2 separate regions of the Homo sapiens genome follow, and region 2 is linked to region 1. Evidence: read pairs that join two places in POLR2A ChIA-PET (ENCODE). Cell type or tissue: A673. All regions are shown on one strand. Each heading gives the region's core, and the rest is flanking DNA. Links, peaks and the distances in the headings are about the cores only.

Region 1 (2,812 bases), core at 125-2,624:
GGCAGGGCTGCATTTTCTCCAACAGGACAAGGGCATCATTTCACAGGTAGCCAGTGGGTATTAGTGAACTTGGGGACTTCTGGGTACCTAGGCCTTCCCAGGGTTGCTGATAAACTCACTGGTCAGTGGCTCTGGGTGCTGAGTCATGTAATGCTTGGAGTCAGCAGTGGCTGGGGAAGGGAGTGTGGCCAAAGCAGGAAATGGCCTGCTGTGGCCAGGGTTGGCTGCCCCTATGACCTCTGGGGCCTCAGAGGCTCTTCCCAGAGCAGGCAACCTGGCTCATTCATGAAACCGCACGTCCAAGGGAATCGCCATTCCCAGGGATGCTCGGCCCTCTGCTTTCCAGCCTTCCCGCCTCCCAGGGGAAGCTGTGTCTCTCTGCTTTGGTCCAATTTTCCATGTGGGTCATGTGATAGGAGACATGGTTCGGGAACTTCATGCATTTCTAGAATTCTTAACTCTATTTTCAGATGTCCGCTCCCCTGTGCATACCCCCCACCCGCATCCCAAACATACCCTTTTATTATGAGTAATATCATTCTTCCCAATGAAGAATAAGAATCATTAGTAGATTCCTGAATCAGATTTTAGTGGGTTGAGAATTATCTCTTAATCTGAGAAGGTCTTTCTGCTAGATTTTGGTTAAAACTTGCCTGAAGGGTCTTGGTAGGAAATGTACACCACTTGGAAGGCAAATATACTGGAGAGAATTTGAATACTCTGCTATTGGTTGGGGGTCATCTATTGTCTAGTTACTCACAGCAAGGGGCTGCCCTGACCTGCCTATCAGGGAATTCACGATGACCCTGCTGCAGGCTGTCTCAGGGAAAGTCATGTCCATGGCTCTGTGTGTCTGCAGACTGCAGCAATCTGCAGCAGCGTCAGCTCTGGGCATCCCATTTCTAGTAGTTTACAGGTGGTGGTGAGTCTGGGGCAAATGGCACTGAAAAATCCTGTTACATAGTCAGTGCCTAAAGATGATGGGGCATGGGGGGCAGGGCCTTAGCTTATAGGCCAGGAGAAGGAAAAGCAGCTGGGGAGACTGGGGTTCTAGAAGGAGGCAGGACCAGTGTCCTGAGGTAGGGAAGGTGGGGCAAGGAAGGAGGTGGGAATTTAGGTGTGCGCTCATCACTGCAACTGTGGACAAAGATCACACCTTTGTGGAAATCAGAAATAGATACCCCCTCTGGCTGGGTATAGCCCTGAGCTAGCACAAAGCTTGCTGGGTGCTATCTGGGCTACTGGGACCATCATGCAATGAATGCATGACCTGTACAGCCTCACACTGTGGCCCTGAGCTCTAGAGCAGATACTCACACATGGGTGTGTGCTGGGGCTTCCGGATCAAACGCTGTGTCTCCTCTATGTCCTCCCCTGCAGGGCCATGATGTGAGGACTGTGAGGCTTGAAGGGAGGGGTCAGCTGCTGTAGCGTTGGGCCTTATTAATGGGGTACTGGATGTGGCCAGGGTGCCCTCTTTCCCTCTGCTGAGGTGCCCTGGGGACAGCTGATTAAGGAGCCTGGCACAGTGTCAGTAGTGATTTATGGACTGCCGAGAAGCTTCTGCCTTGAGAGCTAGGCTGCTGCATTATTCATGGTGGTAAGTCATAAATCTGCTGCTGGAGCTAGCTGCTGGCTCGGCCATGGAGGATGAAGACTGAGGGAAGGGTGGTGGGGGAAGAGCAGCAGCTGCCAGGACAGGAGAGGTGTTTGGCAGGCAGGATGGGTTCTGAACAGGAATCTGACGCTTGCTCTTTAGGTCTGGTGTGTGGCCCCATGAATCATCTTGTCCACTCCCTTGCATTTCAGTGGTGAGATTCTAGGTCTTCCCTTGGTTACTCAGGTCCAGCAACCTTCCTCTTGTCTAACCTGGCTACCTTTAATCATGGCTGAAGGCCACGGTTCCTGCCAGAATGCCAGAGGAATTTCTTAACAGGACTTAAAAATATCAGATCACATTTCTTTAGAGCAAATTATCTGCCTAAAGTCCTGCCATCTGGCAATGAGGGCCCCTATGAGCTAGTCTTACTTTTTGCAGTGGTTACTTTACCTCACTCACTAATACCTGTGTGTGAGAAAAATGCACGGCAAGATATAGCCATGTGTGTGAGAAGAAACAGTGCAGTGGTCTTCAGACTTGAGCGTGCATCAGAATTGCCTGCAGGGCTTGTCTAAACACAGATTGCTGGGCCCCACCCCCAATGTTTCTGATTCAGCAGTTCTCAGGTGGAGTCTGAGAACTGGCATTTCTAACAAGTTTCCAGGTGATGCTGATGCTGCTGGTCCAGGAATCACACATTAAGAACCACTACCTTAGTGTAATTTAACCAAGCTTTGCTGTGCTAACATCACCTAAGGAGGGCAAGAACTATTAGTAAAATATACAAATCATTAAATTCATTCATTTGTTCAATAAGCATTTATTGGAACCTACTAAGTGGCCCTGCTGTGCTCTGAGCTGTGAACACAGATACGAAGAGTCAGGCACTGGCTTTCCCAGGCAGCTCACAGTTCAGCTGGGAAGAGGACACATGGGAAGGCATTTGCTGAGAGGTGAGTCAAGCAATTCAACAAATTCAGCCCCTGTTTGGGGGTCTTTAAATGCCCTCATTGCTCACTGTTATGATCTAAAGTAAATAGAAAGGCATAGTCTTGTGCTTTCTCTCCCAAAGCTGTCTGGAGAAACACCCAGAGATATGATGGGCTGTGGGTTAGACAAGTCTGAAGGTACTGCTGTCCTGAAAAGGAGATGACCCTGCAAGTTGGGAGGTTAAGATTTCGTGCTGGAGGTGAGACCTGAAAGATGGATTTG
Region 2 (2,812 bases), core at 132-2,631, 130 kb after region 1:
GGTTCTAATGTAGCAGCCTTGAGCCCACCAGCAACAGAGAGATAGGTCCTCTTCCCTGGTGCCTACAGGTGAGACTGCAGGAAGAGAAGGGGACCTTGAGGTCACCTTTTTGATGCTGACAATCCCATTCTCTCTCCTTGAGGCTCTGCAAGGGGGCCGCCTCAGGACACAGGCCTCGGGGGAAAAAGGGCAAAGTTTGGCAAATCAGGTTGATTTGACTTGAGTTGATCAAAGGAAACTTCTTAAAGGGGGAGGAAAGCAAGAATGGCCTTGGGAATGGGCCCAAGGACAGCAATGGCTCACTTTGAAGATGGGGAGGCCCTGAAGTGAAGGAAGGGGGTAGCTCGTGGCTGGGCTAGCTGGAGGGAGAGGGGTTTGAATTGGGGTTTGTCCAGGTGGGGAAGAGTTCAGGGAGGCCCAATGTGGGAGGTTTAGGGGCACAAAGGATTTTTGGACCTCAGGTCCAGGGGAAGAGGGAGAGACTGAGGGATTAAAAGCAGCCAGGAAAGCGATGGGCTTTCTCGAGTTCCTCAGTATGTCAGCTGCCACTCGGTCACCTGAGGCTGGGCTGGGCAGCTGCTTCCAGGTGAGAGCAGGAATCTCAGGTCAACTCCACCTCCCAGCCAGAACCTGCAGGGAGTCTGAGGGACTTCTTACCTTCTAAGCCCTCAGCCCGGCAGCTCCTGTCCCTCTGCTGCAGAGGGTGTGTGTGTGTGTGTGTGTGTGTGTGTGTGTGTGTGTGTGCGCCCTTAGGAATGAAGGATGTCAATCTTGGGGAGGGAAGGCAGGGTCCCTGCCTTCTGCCCAGTGGGAATAGAATGGTGCTGGTGGATATTTCTCCATTCTAAATGGGGGACAAGTGAGGAAGCTTCTAAAACTTTGCTCCATAAGCAGCCACCTGTGGAGGCAGAGACCCTGGGGAGGACGAGTCAGGAGCCCCTAAGGGGTGTGTGGGGTGTGTGAAAGCTGGCACCTCCCAGGATGCCCCACCTCTCCCCCTGGGGGCCTGTACAAGGCCCCAGCCAGGCCTCAGCAAGGTGTTTCCCACCTTCCTCCTCTCCCACATCCCTCTCAGGATGTCCTCCCAACCAGGGTCCCTGCTCCCACATTGGAGGTGTCCATGCGGGGAGGCAGTGATGAGGGAAATGAGAGCATATGTCTATACAAAGTTGTGCAAAGACTCATACGCAGATGTTGAGCAACTTTATTTGTAATAGCCCCAAACTGGAAAAACCCCAAATATTCATCAACAGGTGCGTGGATAAACAAATTCTGGTATATCTATCCCATGGAACATTAGTCAGCAATTAAAAGGAATGAACTACTGATTCATGCAACAGCTTGGAAGAATCTCAAAATAATTATGCTAAGTGAAAGAAGCCAGGAAAAAGAGTACATGTTGTATGATTCCATTTATATAAAGCTCTGGAAAATGCAAACTAATCTATAGTGACAGAAAGCAAAGCAGTGGCTGCCAGGGACAAGGAGTGGAAGTTGGAGGGGAGGGAGGGAGGGATTACCAAGGAGCAGGAGGAAACTTTTGGAGATGATGAATATGTTCATTATCTTGATTGTGGTGATGGTTTCACAGATGTATGTATATGTCAGACATGATCAAACTGGGCACCTAAAATAGGTGCTGCTTATTATATGCTCAGTTATACCTCAATACAGCTGTACTAAAAGATGGGGTTGGTGACCGTCATGATGATGGTGATAAAGCTGAAGGAAAAGTTGCTGGCAGGTCAACCACAGGCATGAGTGAGGCCATCATTCTCTAACAGTAATTTAGATATTTGCCTTTCTCTGTGCTGTAGTTTGAATGTGTCTCCAAATTTCATGTATTGGAAACTGAATGCCCAAATGTATACGTTGATGGTATTTGGAAGTGGGACCTTTGGGAGGGAATTAGGATTAGATAAGGTCATCAGGGTGGGGCCTCCACAATAGGACTGATAGCTTTATAAAAACAGGAAGAGGCCTCCTGCGGCAGCTCATGCCTGTAATCCCAGCACTTTGGGAGGCTGAGGCAGGCGGATCACCTGAGGTCAGGAGTTCGAGATCGCCTGACGTCAGCAGTTCGAGATCAGCCTGGCTAACATGGTAAAACCCCGTCTATACTAAAAATACAGAAAAATTAGCTGGGCACAGTGGTAGGCGCCTGTAATCCCAGCTACTGGGGAGGCTGAGGCACAAGAATTGCTTCAACCTGGGAAGTGGAGGCTGCAGTGAGCTGAGACTGCACCACTGCACTCCAGCCTGGGTGACAGAATGAGAGTAAAGAAAGAGAGAAAGAAAGACAGAGAGAGAGAGAAAGAAAGGAAGGAAGGAAGGAAGGAAGAAGACCTGAGCAAGTGCGCCTGCTCTGTCTCACCACGTGATGCCTCCCGCTGTGTCATGGCGCAGCAGGTGGGCCCTCACCAGAAGCAGGTGCCAATGCTCTTGGACTTCCTAGCCTCCAGGAAAATGTGCTGAATAAATATCTATTCTTTATAAATTGTGCAGTCTGTGGTGTTCAGTTATAGCACTAACACACGGACAAGACATCCTAGAAACTGGGGATGGATGAGACTGTGCCTTCTTCATCTCTTCCCCAGCACTCTGTGCGGGGTTCACAGGGTAGCAGGCAGGCCATAGAGTTCATGTGGTCATCTCAGCAATGTCAACGGAGAGGAACAAATGCTACAGCATGAGATCCCCAGGGGGCTGTGGGAGCACAGAGGAACATGGGTGCCTGACACAAATTTTGTGAGGCGGGCAGTCCATGAAGGCTTCCTAGAAGAGTCATATCTGAACTGAGCCTGGACAGGTA

The links. Peaks named below come from ENCODE experiments on the same cell type or tissue, not always from the same donor. Only the 100,000 strongest peaks of a DNase experiment are listed, where the experiment ranks them.
Region 2: POLR2A ChIA-PET joins it to region 1 with 5 read pairs; 2 of 35 experiments call an interaction of 5 or more read pairs at or near these places.

What each region holds. Positions count from the first base shown.
Region 1 is chr2:71,748,205-71,751,016 of GRCh38, forward strand. No RefSeq gene overlaps it. Among named protein-coding and RNA genes, the nearest start is that of DYSF, 280 kb to the left of the region's middle. In A673, for the core only: no CTCF peak of the experiment used is centred there; a DNase peak (open chromatin) is centred at 1,587.
Region 2 is chr2:71,875,463-71,878,274 of GRCh38, forward strand. No RefSeq gene overlaps it. Among named protein-coding and RNA genes, the nearest start is that of CYP26B1, 270 kb to the right of the region's middle. In A673, for the core only: no CTCF peak of the experiment used is centred there; no DNase peak of the experiment used is centred there.